Linked DNA regions of Homo sapiens: region 2 is linked to region 1. Evidence: read pairs that join two places in POLR2A ChIA-PET (ENCODE). Cell type or tissue: A673. All regions are shown on one strand.

Evidence for each region. Peaks named below come from ENCODE experiments on the same cell type or tissue, not always from the same donor. Only the 100,000 strongest peaks of a DNase experiment are listed, where the experiment ranks them.
Region 2: POLR2A ChIA-PET joins it to region 1 with 19 read pairs; 2 of 35 experiments call an interaction of 5 or more read pairs at or near these places.

The regions. Positions count from the first base shown.
Region 1 is chr2:240,089,063-240,097,062 of GRCh38, forward strand. No RefSeq gene overlaps it. Among named protein-coding and RNA genes, the nearest start is that of OR6B3, 40 kb to the left of the region's middle. In A673, no CTCF peak of the experiment used is centred here; no DNase peak of the experiment used is centred here; H3K27me3 peaks cover 6,774 bases.
Region 2 is chr2:240,383,274-240,391,273 of GRCh38, forward strand. It overlaps LOC102723825 (a long non-coding RNA gene), which reads right to left and starts at 4,516. Exons shown (of 3, transcript XR_001739239.2): 1 at 4,378-4,516; 2 at 4,132-4,211; 3 at 1-3,380. RefSeq lists an enhancer at 4,465-4,609 and a cis regulatory region at 4,532-4,542. In A673, no CTCF peak of the experiment used is centred here; a DNase peak (open chromatin) is centred at 4,528.

The sequences.
Region 1 (8,000 bases):
CAGAAGCCAATACAAGTCTCCAGTGCTAGGGTCTGGCCAGCCTCCGTGGCTTTCCTCTTATCATCACAAATGCCTGCAGCCTTGAACATCAGTTCCTGGTGCTGAGCAGTCTAAGGTGAGAAGAACAGAGACGGTGAGAGAACAGCCGAGCAGACGTTCCAGGAAGACAGAGCACAGATACAAAGTCCCTAAGGAGAGCAGGACAGGCTTGTCTGAGGGATGTTCCAGAATCCGGTGTGCCTGTGCCAGGGAGAAAGAATGCTGCAGAGAAGAGGCCAGGCAGGTTAGGGTGCAGTGTAGCTCCAAGGCATCCTACACTCTGCACTCCCCACCCCCACTCCCCAGACGGTTTGTCACCTGGAGTGAGACATTAAGCCTTATGAGGGTTTTGAGTAGAAAAGGGAGATTGTCTGACTTCAGGTTAGCAGGTTTTATCTGTTTGTTACTGACCCCGGCTGGAAGCCATTGCAGGAATCCAACAGAAAGATAATAGCGATTGAACTGGGGCAGTAGCCAAAGGACATGAAGTCTTGAGGCTGCTGGAGCTGATAGGTTTTGTTGACAGAACAGAAGAGGGGCGAAGGCAAATCAAGGGCCAAAGGCGGCCCCAGAGATACTGGCCTGAGTCTCTGGAGGGATGGGGTTATCACTGATATGATGGCAAGAGCAGGTTTGGGGAGGGCTGTTAGTGGTGGTGAGGAGAATCACGGGCTCAATTTGGCCATGCCAGTCTTGTACATGCAAGAGGAGACACTGAGTAGCCAGCTGGATCTATAGGATTCTGGAGTTTGGGGGAGAAGTCCACTCTGAAGGTATACATTTGGGAAGTGTTGGTGTAGAATGAGATTATAAGGCCATGAGGTTACTTGATGTCACCAAGACAGCAAAGAGGAAACAACAGATGACCAAGTTCTGGGCACTGCCACAAACAGAAGGCAGGAAAAGGAGGATCCAGTAAGGAATTTGAGACAGAGAAGCCAGTGAAGTAAGTTCAATAGCTCATTCAGCCAGGCAGTTGTGATTTGCAAGCACACTAAAAGTTATCTGGATCCTTAGAGGAATTTACAAGTAAGGACAGCATGCCCTCCTAGAAGCAAAAGAGTTATCATAGACCAGTAGGCCATGTCAAAAGGATTCAGACCAATTTGAAGAGGTGCCCACTGTCTAAAAATTGAACTGTTCTAACGCTGGCTAAAAATTGAACTGTTTTAACATACGCAAGAGTAATAACTGCAGGCCAGGCACGGTGGCTCACGCCTGTAATCCCAGCACTTTGGGAGGCCAAGGCAGGAGGATCATGAGGTAAAGAGAACAAGACCGTCCTGGACAACATGGTGAAAATGCATCTCTACTAAAAATACAAAAATTAGCTGGGCATGGTGGCACGTGCCTGTAGCCCCAGCTACTCGAGAGGCTAAGGCAGGAGAATCACTTGAACCCGGGAGGCGGAGGTTGCAGTGAGCTGAGATCGTGCCACTGCACTCCAGCCTGGTGACAGAGCGAGACTCTGTCTAAAAATAATAATAATAATAACTGCAATAGACTGAAATACATCAAGTATGTTGAATCTGAGTTCATAACAATACAAAAAACTTAGTCACCATTGGAGGATGCTAATGCAACAATTCAATGTCTTAGAAATTGTACCCAGAGAGCAAGACTCAAGCATCCTGCTTTTCCTATCACTGAGGAACCAGATCACCAATGAGGGTAGTTTATGTTCACAGAGGCATTGAGTTGAGAAATAGGTACTCCAGTGAAGAGGGAATGATAGAAATAGCATCTCACCACGATCTCACACCAGTCAGAATGGCTATTATTAAAAGTCAAAAAATAATAGATGCTGGCAAGGGTGTGGATAAAAGGGAACATTTATATACTGTTGCTGGGAATGTAGATTAGTTCAGCCACTGTAGAAAGCAGTTTGGAGATTTCTTGAAGAACTTAACAACTATCATTCGACCCATCAATCCCATTACTGGGTATATATCCAAAAGAAAATAAGTCATTCTCCCAAAAAGACATATACACTCATGTTTATCGCAGTGCTATTCACTATAGCAAAGACATGGAATTAACCTAGGTGCCCATCAGTGCTAGATAGGATGAAGAAAATGTGGTAAATATACACCGTGAAATATTATGCAGCCATAAAAATGAATGAAATCATGTCTGTTGCAGCAACATGGATGCAGCTAAAGGCCATTATTCTAAGAGAATTAATGCACAAAGAGAAAACCAGCTACTGCATCTTCTCACTTATAAGTGGGAGCTAAACAATGAGTACTCATGGACACAAAGATGGCAACAATAGACCCTGGGGGCTACTAGAAGGGGAAGCAAGGGAGGAGAAAAAGGCCTGAAAAAATACTGAGTACGATGCTAAGTACCTGGGTGATGGGATCCCTCATACCCCAAACATCAGCATCATGCAGTATACCCAGGTAACAAAACTGCACATGTACCCCATGAATCTAAAATAAAAGTTAAAAATATTTTTTAAAAAAGAATTAGGCTGTCATCATTTACAGGCCATGGTGACTTAATGAAAATAGATAGTGATCGTAATGACCAATAACACCACAAAAAGAGAACCGAAGAGCCCCCTGCCACGCATAAAGTAATCAGCGAATAATAATAGTAACAACAACACAGCCAGGCATGATGACTCATGCCTGTAATCCCAGCACTTTGGGAGGCCAAGGTGGGTGGATCACTTGAGGTCAGGAGTTTGAGACCAGCCTAACTAACATGGCAAAACCCCGTCTCTACTAAAAATACAAAAATTAGCCAGGCGTTATGGTGCACACCTGTAATCCTAGCTACTCCGGAGGCTGAGGCAGGAGAATTGCTTGAACCCGGGAGATGGAGGTTGCAGTGAGCCAAGATTGTGCCACTGCACTCCAGCCTGGGTGACAGAAAAGGACACTGTCTCAAAAAATAAAATAAAATAAAATAAAATAAAAACAAATAAATAAACAACAGCACTAACTCGAATCCCGTTAAGACTCCAGATCCAACTACCAACTTACAGGAAATACGCCCGGCAGAGGAACATGGTGAATGACAACTGGCAAACTTAAACTGTCGGAAAATCTATATAACAAAGGTCCAGTTTTTCTTTTTTTCGTTTTTCATTTTTATTTTTATTTTAAGTTCCAGAGTACATGTGCAGGATGTGCAGCTTTGTTATACAGGTGTACATGTGCCACGGTGGTTTGCTGCACCTATCAACCCATTGCCTAGGTATTAAGCCCAGCATGCATTAGCTATTTTTCCTAATGCTCTCCCTCCCCCACCCCACCACCCAGCAGGCCCCAGTGTGTGTTATTCCCCTCCCTGTATCCACGTGTTCTCATTGTTCAGCTCCCACTTATAAGTGAGAACTTGTGCTGTTTGGTTTTCTGTTCTTGTGTTAGTTTGCTGAGAATAATGGCTTCGAGCTCCATCCATGTCCCTGCAAAGGACATGATCTTGTTCCTTTTTATGGCTGCATAGTTTTTCATGCCTGTTCGCTCTGATGATAGTTTCTTTTGCTATGCAGAAGCTCTTATTTCTGAATTCTCTATTCTGTTCCACATTTTCTTTATCCAGTCTATCATTGATGGACATTTGGGTTGTTTGTTTTTTTCTTGTAAATTTGTTTAAGTTCCTTGTAGATTCTGGATATTAGACCTTTGTCAAATGGATAGATTGCAAAAATGTTCTCCCACTCTGTAAGTTTCCTGTTCACTCAGTTGATAGTTTCTTTTGCTGTGCAGAAGTTCTTTAGTTTAATTAGATCCCATTTGTCACTTTTTTCTTTTGTTGCAATTGCTTTTGGCAATTTCATTATGAAATCTCTGCCTGTGCCTATGTCCTGAAAGGCGTTGCCTAGATTTTCTTCTAGGGTTTTTATAGTTTTGGATTTTACATGTAAGTCTTTAATCCATCTTGAGTAATTTTTGTATAAGGTGTAAGGAAGGGGTCCAGTTTCAGTTTTCTGTATATGGCTAGCCAGCTCTCCCAGCATCATTTATTAAATAGGGGATCCTTTTCCTGTTGCTCATTTTTGTCGGGTTTGTCGAAGATCCTATGGTTGTAGACGTGTGGTCTTATTGCTGAATTCTCTTTTCTGTTCCATTGGCCTATGTGTCTCTTTTTGTACCAATACCATGCTGTTTTGGTTACTATAGCCTTGTGGTATAGTTTGAGGTCTGTTGATGTCTCCAGCTTTGTTCTTTTTGCTTAGGATTGTCTTGCTATACAAGTTCATTTTTGGTTCCATATGAATTTTAAATTCTGTGAAGAATGTCAATGGTAGTTTAATGGGAATAGCATTGAATCTATAAATTACTTTGGGCAGTATGGCGATTTTCACAATATTTATTCCTCTTATCTATAAGCATGGAATATGTTCCATTTGTTTGTGACCTCTCTGATTTCCTTGAACAATGGTTTGTAGTTCTCCTTGAAGAGGTCCTTCCCTTCCCCTGTTAGCTCTATTCCTAGGTATTTTATTCTCTTTGTAGCAATTGTGGATGGGAATTCATTCATGATTTGGCTCTCTGCTTGCCTGTTGTTGGTGTATAGGAATGCTTGTGACTTTTGCACATTCATTTTATATCCTTAGACTTTGCCGAAGTTGCTTATCAATGAAACTCCAGTTTCTTAAGGAAATACATTAAAGCAAGACACAGACGTACACGGATGAAGGGGGGAGGGGGGAGGTAAAGGGGGAGAGAGGATGGAAAATGGAAGAAAGAATGAGGGAGGAAGGGAGAGAGAGAGAGAGAGAGAAGTCAGCCCATATTAAAAGGACCTTATACAAGTCACAGAGTGTGAACCATTTTTGACTGAGTAAAACAAGCTCTATTTTTAAAATCTATTACATTTAATTAATGAGAAAATGAACATTTGAGCACTGATGAATATTTGATATTAAGAAATTATATTTCTTTAGGTATTGTAGATATTTTTAGGAGAAATGGTCTTTTTAAAGAAATGCTTGCTAAATATTTATAGATAAAACTCTATTTGTCTAATATTTACTTCAAAATACTACAGAGACTGTGGGCGTAGGGTAGGGAGGATGCAAGATTGGCCAGGAGTTGGTTGCCATGAAAGCTGGGTGGTGGTTGCTTGAGGTGCATTATACTGCACTCTCTACTTTTGCATATGTTTAAATTTTCTATCTTCATCATCACCATCATGCTGTTAGGGTGCATGTCAGAGTTGGCTTCTGCATCAATTTTTTCCCAAAACTCAATTCTCAGTGTGGCTCTTTCTTCAATGCTGTAAAATTCCCTTCTACTATCTTTCTGAAAATATTTTTTTCCATTGTTGGTTTCTCTGTTTCAAAATTTGTTAACTTCACATTGAATTTTACGTATCTGTCCTCCAATTCTACTTACTTTGCTCTAAGAAGTCTCTCTTTCTTTATTCTGTACACTCACCAGGATGGACTCAGGACTTTTCTCTATGCCAGGAATCCCTTTCCACAACATGCTGTTTCCATTGCAAAACTTTTTAAATACCTATTTTGGCTCTGAAATCCTCTTAGTTCTATGAATTTTCTTTCTATTTCTCCCTATTGTTACAGAACTCCTATCTTATAAAAAGTGATGGTCTAATTTCCTGCAATGCTAAGCGTACTTAACAAACACATTTATCTGTATTTTACACAATATTTATCCTGTGTGGTGCAAATGACCTGCTGATACCTTTTAAAATTCCTTTATGTTGTGCTCACAGATGTCACCGGCAGCTCATCCAGGCCTTGTCTGTGAGCTGGTACATCATGGGCCAACATACTCTCTGATATGAACAGAAAACCAGCAGCCTGCAGGCTGAGTCTGGGTCAAAGACGTATTTTCTTTGGCCACACAGTATTTAAAATAAAATCTTCACCCCAACATGGCGGATTAGGGGCGTCGCTAGCACATCTCTCCCGCTTGGAAGGACAAAAGTGTGTAGAGATTCACCTTGTGAAATGTTTTTCAACAAGAGATGCCATGGCTGAACGGGAAAACCGCAGGATTCTAGGGACCTTTGAAGGAAGCGGGAGGCTGCAGCCCACCCTGTGAGTCAGGCAGGGGCTGCGAGTCCGAGTGTGAGGGGGGAGTTTGCCTCTGGGATACGCAACACCCCTGGGGACCCCGAAAGTCCAGGAGGACAAGAAGGAAGGCCCTAACCCCACCCGGAGCAGGAACTGACTTGGGGAGGGTGGTGGGATATAAAAGCAGGAGCTGCGTTGGGAAGACCTCTCCTGCACTCCCAGAGCCCAGGCAGACCAAGATCAGTCGTTCCCTACTGTTCCTCACAGGGGACCCTGCGGACAGCCAAGAACTTCAGGCGTGGTCTCAGGTTCAAAGAAGCTCCCAATGGGGGCGTTTCACGACATAACCCCAGGTGGGAGAGAGTAAAAAGCAGGTTTCAAGGTTCGGGAGCCTTTGGTGCAGGGGTCCCGGGTGCAGGAGCTTTTGGTGCAGGGGCCGTGGGTGCAGGCGTCCCGGGTGCAGGGGCCCCTGGTGCAGGAGCTGCGGGTGCAGGAGTCTCGGGTTCAGGGGCCCCGGGTGCAGGAACCCCGGTGCAGGAGCCTTGGGTGCAGGTGCCGCGGATGCAGGAGCCCCAGGTGCAAAAGCCTTGGGTTCAGGGGCCCCAGGTGCAGGAGTTGCGGATGCGGGAGTCTGGGGTGCAGGGGCCACGGGTGCAGGCGCCCTGGGTGCAGGAACCTTGGGTGCAGGGGCCTCAGGTGCAGGAGCTGCGGGTGCTGGAGTCTCGAGTGCAGGGACCCCGGGTGCGGGAGCCTTGGATGCAGGGGCCAGGGTGCAGGGACGGCCGGTGCAGGAGCCTCGGGCGCAGGGCCCGCGGGTGCAGGGGCTGGACGCCCACCTTTGCAGCAGACAGGGAGGGGCGTGGCTTGAAGGCGGCGGTTGCTATCTCCATGGGGAAAGCTTATGACTCCAGGCAGTGGAAGGTCGGATTACAGGCTGACTGGAACTCAGTTCGCTGCTGCCAGCGAACACTGTGGGAGTGGATCCGACTCTCCAAGTGCGTGGGAACTGTGGGGCTAGCCACCGCCTGCCACTCCCCACGCCCTGCACAAACTTTTCTGTGCTGCAGAGACAGCAGCGCTCCCCCTGGAATGTCAACCCCGTGGCCTGAGGACCGCTCCCGTGCCCCGAAACGCACAGGGGCTACTGCTTACCCTGCACAGGGAGCATCAGCGCAAACCCGCCCCGTCCAGCCCCCTCCTGGCTTTGCCCCGCCACCTGCCCTGGTAGCTTCACACAAGGGACAGAATCTCTTGGGAGCTACATGACCCCGCCCATTGCCTAAGAAACCAGAGTATCTCCCTGGGCAACCTAAGGCGAGCACAAATCCCACTGCTGCTCTTTTGCAAGCACCACCTCATGGCTGAAGGGCAATCAACACAGTCCAGGACAGCATCTCCTGGTAGAATAACACTTCACCCAGGAAGGAGAAAACCGCTGTGCAATCTCAGCTATCACCTCTACCTGCACTACTCTAGCTAACCAGGAGGTCCTGAGTCTGTCTACACGACCAGTTCATTACTACTATAACCCATGTTCAAGAAGGCCAAGACACTGAGGCCATCCGTAACCAAGGAATTTCAGAGTCTGCCTCACTCCTGAAAGTACCAAGAACTGAATCAGGCTATAATTAATTATAAGCATTAAAGTCTCATCCTCAAGGGGGAAAAAAGAAATTTAAAAACAAAGAAATACAGTCAAACCAAACATAAATTCAAGAATAATTAGAAGAAATAGTCTACCCAAATGAGATGAAGCCAGAAAAATAACTCTGGTAATATAACAAAACAGGGTGACATAATACATCCCAAAGATCACACTAGCTCTCCAGCAACGGACTGAAACCAAGATGAAATTTTTGAAATACCAGATAAGGAATTCAGAAGGTTGATTATTAAGCTACTCAAAATATCAGAGAAAGGTGAAAAACATCATAAAGAAATTTAAAAAGCAGTTCAGGATATG
Region 2 (8,000 bases), 290 kb after region 1:
ACATCCTCAGCGGGCTCTAGTGCCTCTCCAGCCTCCTACCAAGCCAGGTGCCCTGGGCAGCTGGCCAAGAACTCAGTTCTGGGGTTGGCCAGCCTCGGACCCTCCCAGTTGTGTCTTTCAGGCACTGTCCCAGGTTCTTTTTCAAGGCAAATTTCCTTCTAATGCCGAAAAGTCAGCCTCCCCGGGGCACGCAGGACTCCCCCTCCTAAGCCCAGACCACAATCCTGCCCCTGCCACTCCCCATCCACACAGAGCATCCTTCCCAGGCTCACCCCCATGGGCTCGCTGCCATCGGGTCCTGGGCCATGAGCCACGAGGTTCAGAGGGAGAGGGGCCAGCGTGGCCTGGGCAAGGTCAGGCCTGCCTTGCCAGACAGTTTTCCCGGAACAGGCTGGGGGTGCCGGGCCTGGAACAACAGGGTGAGGCTCCTCCTGGCCCCAGCAGCATGTGCTGCACCCACCCATCTTCCTTTTGTTCTTTCTTCTTTCTTTGCTCATTGGTGCCCCCCCAGCTGTGAGTCCCTGAAGACGAGTACCCTTGGTCACCAATGGACCAGCGCCCACCACTGCCCTCGGTCACCACTGGACCTGGCATACACCACTGTGTCCCCACAGCTAACTGTGACTACCTGAGGACTGACACCCTCGGTCACCACTGAACCCAGCACCCACCACTGCCCTCGGTCGCCACTGGACACGTCGCCCACCACTGCCCTCGGTCACCACTGGACCCGACACCCACCACTGCCCTCGGTCACCGCTGGACCCGGTGCACACCACTGTGTCCCCACAGCCAACCGTGAGTCCCTAAGGACAGCCAACCGTGAGTCCCTGAGGACACTGCCCTCGGTCACCACTGGACCTGGCACCCACCACTGCCCTCAGTCACCACTGGACCAGCGCCCACGACTTCACAGTGCTCACTGGGTGCTTCCAAGTGAATGAATGAAGGGGTGAAGGATGAGCAGCACATGCAGCTCTGCTCACTTCGCAGATCGCAGAGGGCTGTCTGGGTGGGGGGGTCTTTCAGACTGCCACCTTGAATAGAGGACAGAAAGAGGGCCCTGCTAGGCGGCTGGCACCTGCGTCCGGCACCCCCTCGGCCCAGCTGTCCCCTGCTGGCTACCCTGTGCTATGGCCGCAGGCGGGTCTCTGAGTCCTTCATGCTCCCTGTGTTCTGGCCCCAGCATGGAGCCCAGCCCTCTGCAGATGCGGGCGCCAGGTCCTGGATGATGGGGGCCCCACTCCTCGAGGGCTAGGACTCAGCTTGCAGCTGGTCCAGCAGTCAGGCCACTCAGGGGCTGCTCCTAGTCAAGGTCTCCAATGCCTTCCAACAGATGATGCCACACGTGGCCAGCTCCAACTCCAGCTCCTCGCGGGGAGCACAGGTTTCTGTACCACCTGCAGCCCACAGCCAGGTGCCACCTTCCCCTGTGCCAACCAGTACCCCAGCATGGACAGGAATGGGGCAGAGAGTCCTCTGGGGGGAACATCAAAATACCCTAGTATGTTAGTGACTCGGCCAGTCAGCAATGTGCTGGTAATTGCTTAACAAGGGACTCTCAGAAGGGGCAGGGCTGGTCTGCAGCATCCGCACACACTCCCACCGTGGCTGGTTGCAAACCACTGGTGTTAGGGCTTAGAACGTGGAGCGAGAGCGATGCACACAGTCAGTGCTCTGGAGCCTGAGCTGCCTCCAGCAACCATGGGGACCACGTGCTGACCTGGGTGGTGTGTGGTCAACCCGGATTTTTTGCAGGACATCCCAGCACTGGCCGTGACCTGCGCCTGGCCCCACGGTGGGGCGCTGCTGGTGTAATCTGCCCAGCAGGTGGCTGCTGAGACCCAGAGTCACGCCTTCCACACTCGGGTTTCCACAGTTGTCTCTATGTCAAATCCTGTCAGCTGCACAGTCCTGCAAGTCCTCTCTGCTCTGCCTCGAGGCCCCCATATGTGATTCCCCAAATGCCACAAGCTTGAACCCACAAAGCACATCCTGCTTTAGAAGTCATGGACCTGGAGCTGGGCTGGCTGGACTGGGCTGGGCTGAGCTAGGCTGGGCTGGGCTGAACTGGGTTGAACCAGGCTTGGCTGGGCTCACCTGGGCTGGGCTGGGCTGAACTGGGTTGAACTAGGCTTGGCTGGGCTAACCTGGGCTAACCTGGGCTAACCTGGGCTGGGCTGGGCTGGGCTGAACTGGGTTGAACTAGGCTTGGCTGGGCTAACCTGGGCTAACCTGGGCTAACCTGGGCTGGGCTGGGCTGTGCTGGGCTGAGCTGGGCTGGGCTGAGCCGGGCAGGGCTGGGCTGGGCTGGGCTGGGCTGAACTGGGCTGAGCTTGGCTGGGCTGAGCTGGGCTGGGCTGGCCTGAACTGGGTTAAACCAGGCTTGGCTCGGCTAACCTGGGCTGGGCCATGCTGGGCTGAGCTGGGCTGGGCTGGGCTGAGCTGAGTTGGGCTGGGCTGGGCTGAACTGGGCAGGGCTAAGCTGGGCTGGGCGGGAGCTGGGCTGAACTTGGCTAAGCTAGGCTGAGCTGGGCTGGGCTGAGCTAGACTGGACTAGGCTGAGCTGGGCTGGGCTGAGCTGGGCTGGGCTGAGCTAGACTGGACTAGGCTGAGCTGGGCTGGGCTGAGCTGGGCTGGGCTGAGCTAGACTGGGCTAGGCTGAGCTGGGCTGAGCTTGGCTGGGCTGAGCTGGGCTGAGCTGAACTGGGCTGAGCTTGGCTGGGCTGAGCTAGGCTGGGCTGGGCTGAACTGGGTTGAACTAGGCTTGGCTGGGCTAACCTGGGCTGGGCTGGGCTGTGCTGGGCTGGACTGAGGTGGGCTGGGATGAGCTTGGCTGGGCTGGACTGAGGTGAACAGGGTTGCACTGGGCTAGGCTGAACTAAGCTAGAGTGGACTGGGCTAAGCTGGGCTGAGGTGGCCTGGGGCCTGCCTGGCCATTTTGCCTGAGCTCATAGACCAGAAAAGCTAAGAGGACCAGGCTGGTGGAGACCCTTTGTCAATGCCCCCTCCCTTGAGCTCTGAGGGCTGTTGGGGGATGGAGGAAGAAGTTGGGAGCAGGGGATGAGGAGGAGCCTGGGGGGACCCAGTGTTTCCACCCACACCAGAGCCCCCGCAGCAGATGCCAGCCCACTAGGACCTGGTGGGCCCAGAGGTGTGCAGAGGGAGCAGGTGGCACCATGTGGCCCCACCACCTACGTTGGTGACAAGGCCAACCCAGAGCCAAGGGGAGGGGCGACGTGGACCCTGCCGCAACTGGAGACCTGGCAGAGGAGCTCCGGAAAACACCACGGGGGCCTCCTTGAGAACAATCTGTTCTGTGATTTCGTCAAGCTGAGTGAGGGAAGCCAGGCACGGGCTGCATATTGCATGTTCCGCTTCTGTGAAATGTACAGAACAGGCAAACTCACAGAGGCAGAGGGCAGACGGGATCGCCTGGGGCTGGGGTAGTTAATGGGCGGGTGACGGTCGAGTATGGGGTTTCTTTTAGGGGTGAAAAAAATGTTCTGGGGTAAGATAGTGGTGATGCCACAGAACTCCACAAACACTTAGCAGCTATTGAATTGAACACTTAGCAGCTATTGAACTGAGTGCTTCAAACGGGTGATTTATAGGGTATATGAATTACATCTCAATAAAGCTGTTATTTAAAAAAAAAAAAAAAAAAAAAGTAAAGGCCGGGAACGGGTGTGGTGGCTCACACCTGTAATCCCAGTACTTTGGGAGGCCAAGGAGGGTGGATCACCTTAGGTCAGGAGTTCAAGACCAGCCTGGCCAACAGGCAAAACCCTGTCTCTACTAAAAATACAAAAATTAGCCAGGCATGGTGGCAGGTGCCTGTAATCCCAGCTACTCAGGAGCCTGAGGCAGGACAACCACTTGAACCCTGGAGGTGAAGGTTGTGGTGAGCCCAGGTCATGCCACTGCACTCCAGCCTGACAAGAGCAAGACTCTATCTCAAAAAAAAAAAGAAAGAAAAGAAAAGAAAAGAGGCGCAACCCGCTCAGGTCTCCTTCCACACTGTGGAAGCTTTGTTCTTTCGCTCTTCACAATAAACCTTGCTACTGCTCCCCAAAAAGAGAGAGAGAGAGAGAGAAGAGAAATACCAGCTCCATAGAACGGGCTTCTTACCTGCTTTTCTACTTGAACCTCTTGTCGTTTGTGCTGAAAACCTCAGGTCCTGATCCCTGAGCTGCTCACTTGGGTTATCACTACAACAGAAACAGAAACACACGCACGTGCGGCAGCTGAAACGAGGACTCGTTACTCACAATCACCCCTCAGATTTCTGGGCTGCTCCACTGCACTGGAAACAGGCACACCACTTGAGATCTCAGATACACGTAATCATCATAACATTTCAATCGGAATATTCACATTTCAGCCATATCTGAAAACTGTGATTCGCGGAATCTGCGCGTTCCCAACTCCTGCAGGGGGAGGCCAATGCATCACATCTTCTAAAACAGCCAAGTCATGGGCTCTCAAATGGCTCAGCTGTCAATCCGACAGTGCCTGAGTCATCTCCAGCTGCTGAGTCACGATGACCCCAATCCCAGAGTCCCAGAGCTGGAAGGGACCCAAGAAGTCCTCTCCCTGGGAGAAGGCTCGTCCGGAGAGCTTTCGCCCGCAGCGGCCCCATCCTGTCAGCTGTGGAGCGGGGGCATGGTCTGGAGAGGGACTTCAGGTCATTCGGGCTCCTCTCCAGCCACTGGGACCCTAGGCACTGTGCCTGTTCTGAACACACAAGAGGAGCCATTATCAGGCACAGGGAGAAGGCACTGCCAGGCCAGGGAGGCTGTGGAAGGGCGTGAGCCCTGTAGGGCCCAGGGTCAGCCCACCCCACATGGATCCTGCCTGTGGGACCTGGGTTCATCCCAGCAGGGCTTCCTGACCCATCCTGGCCTCCCTCCCCTTGAAGCCCTTCACCCTGCCCACAGGCAGGGCCCTCCTCCCGGGGAAAGCCACGGGCAAGGGCAGCCAGACCTGTAGCTCCCTCCACAGCCAAACCCCAGCCAGGATCCCTACAGGCTGGCCCTGAGACTCACAGCAGCCCCAGGCTCCTGAGTACACCTGGGGAAACTGAGACTCACAGCAGCCCCAGGCTCCTGAGTACACCTGGGGAAACTGAGACTCACAGCAGCCCCAGGCTCCTGAATACACCTGGGGAAACTGAGACTCACAGAAGAGACCAGGTCTCCAGACCACCCAGCGGGGACATGGGAGCTGTGACGTGGAAGCAAGTGTACCCTCGGCCAGCCCAGCCCTGAGCAAGGTGTCCCAGGGTGGTTCAGCCCGGAGCCTCGCAAGAGGGGCGTTGGTGTCCACCAGGCCATGGGCGGCAGAAAGGGGGCAGTTGAAGGGAAGCACGTAAAAGGCAGGACCGCGGGGATCCCTGGGTGGTCTGCCCCGGCTTGGAGGGAGAAAGGACTAGGAGGTCAGGCTGGCAGAGATAGGGCTCTGTCCTGGGGTAACTCGATGCAGGACGCTCTGCACTGGCATTTTGGGAGGGGGCAAGGGCCAGCCTGGAGGCTGAGCAGTGACCAGACTGAAACATGACAGGGGTTAAATCGGGCAGAGGTGGGGTTGGGCAGGAGGGAGGGGGACGGTTGCAGGAGGGAGGGGACCCTGTGCACCACCCAATTCTGGCTTGAGCAGCTGGTGGCATGGGACACTCCGGAAGACTCCTGGGGACTCCGGGGTCCTGAGAAGCATCCAGGTGAGATCCTGGGAGCCGCTGGTGGGTGGGGCTGGCAGGAGGGCAGATGTGGGGTCCCCAGCATCTGGCTGCCCCCAAGCAAGGTGGAAGTGGCCCCACCAGGAGACAGCATCCAAAGGGCCAGGTGTCCCCAGGCCGGGCCAGGCTGCCTGCGGGCCATGGGCAGCTGCGCTGCAGAGGCCTCAGTGTGGCTGGACAGGCTGCTCAGGAACAAGGGTCCTTTGGTCCAGGGGCTCAGAGCCCCCACCTCCCTGGAGCCCTATCAGGGAGCCCAGGCCCTGTTGCTTCCATAGAAAGGGAGGGAGCTGGAAGATCAGGCCCCTCGTTTACAGATGGAAAGACGAGGCCCAGAGTTGGGTGCCCCTGACCTGGAGCTGCCTAGTCCTGCAGGGCCTGGTCACCCCTGCACTCTCCTAACCATGCCTGACATGAGCAAGTGAGCAGCAGCTGGGCCTTGGGCTGGGCGCTTCCAGGCCCGCACTCTGTCTCTGCCCCCTCTGGGGCCTAAGTCTCTGTTCTGGGGGCCTGTGACCTCAAGCTGGAAGAGGTGTTGGGTCCTGAGGTCCAGAGGGAGCTGAGGTGGAAGCAGCACTGAATCCCTCTCTCTGGGGAGGACCTGGTCCCACAGAGGCTGTGTGTGAGCTGCTGGCCCAGGGAAGCCCCAAATACCCACCCCAGCTGAGCTGACCTTGTGTGGCGGACAAGGGAGGAAAGCATCCATGGGCTCCAGAAACAGCGACTGTGGGAAGACTTCACTGGGAGGGTGAAATGAACCTCCCTCCACTGTCCAGTACATGCCTGAGCATCTGGGGGACCTTCTAGAAGTTTCCATCTGATGGCAACCCTCCCAGGGAATGCTGAGGTGGCCTCCAGTTCTCTGCCTGTGACCCTCATCTGGTCAAAGGCCAGGTCGGTCACATGTCCATACCCCCACAGCGTTGTCTACAGGTTAGAAATTGCCACACAGAAAACCAAAGATGTCTAACATTTGGTCACACAGCCGTGCAGCCAAGTATCACAAGCAGATGTCCCGTAAACAGGACAGAGTTTATCCTGACGTTCAGTGGTGGATGTTTTAACAGATCTGAACTGCAGTGCCTGGAACTCACAGAGGGCGGGATCCCAGTTCCCCTTGGCTGGGGGAGTTCGCTCGCTGAGGACACACTGGGCCACTGGGCAGCACTGGCTAAGGCAGCTGGGCCGGAGGGGGAACATTGGAGAGTCCCCTCCTTCTCCATTCTGCACCGGATGTGGGGACAGGCATTGAGACTTCCAGAGTTTCCGGTTTATTCTAGAGTACACACTGAACAACCACGCAGGTGGCTGCTGAGCCAGGGGTCTCCCCTCTCCCCACAGAGAGCTGAGGTCTGCAGCCTCGGGGACTGAGCGGAAGCTCCAGCCTGGGTCTCAGGGTCTTCTGACCCCAGCTCCACGGCCTCAGCACTGCCACCCAGGAGTGGCCTGGACAGCTCATTCATGGGAGGGTGTCTTCCAGCCCCATGGGCCATCGCATGGGAGGGGAGCCTGTGAAACTCAGTGGTGCAGGAACTAGGGGGCAGGCATAGAGAGGCCGGTAGGGGACACTAGAGCCAGGCCCCAGGGACAAGGATGACCAGCCACCTGGCAACCTGGAGACAGAATCCCGCAGGCAGCAGGAGCCGTGCACGGGCAGGGCTCAGGCACCAGTGGTGAGGGGCAGCGCCAGTATCTGCCTCTCTCTTGCCAGGAGCACAAGGGCTCCTCTGCACCCTCCCTGCTGGACCAGCCCCTCCCATCCACCTCCCACTGCAGCCTAATGCTCCCGCCCAACTGCACAGCCATCCACACCTGCGTCCCCAGCCCCAGCAGCTCCCCTGCTGTCCCAACCTGGGCCAAGCCCCTTTCTGTGTCCCAGAGGCCCTTTCGCCCAGGCGGCCGCCTCTTCTTAACGCGGGCCTCACGCTGTGGCACCCAGCACCCAGACGTGGACCTTGAGGTTCCAATGAAAGGCCCTGGGCCCGTCCACTCCCCGGGGGAGCCTGCATCCCCTCCAACCGGGATTCCAGCCTGGGGGGTGGGGGGGGTCACAGCTCACCAGGCAGACAGCTCAGCATTGCAGGTGTCACAGCAGCTCTCGATGCAACCGGCTCCTCTGGGTTTCTGTCAAGCCCAAGAGCCTTCGCCCCACGCACAACAGAGACAAGCCCAGCGTAGACAGATATGATAACACAGGGTTGTTCTAGACAGGGGCTTGGACATACTCTGCAAGCAGGGTCGGGCCACCTTAGCCGCCTGACAGGGG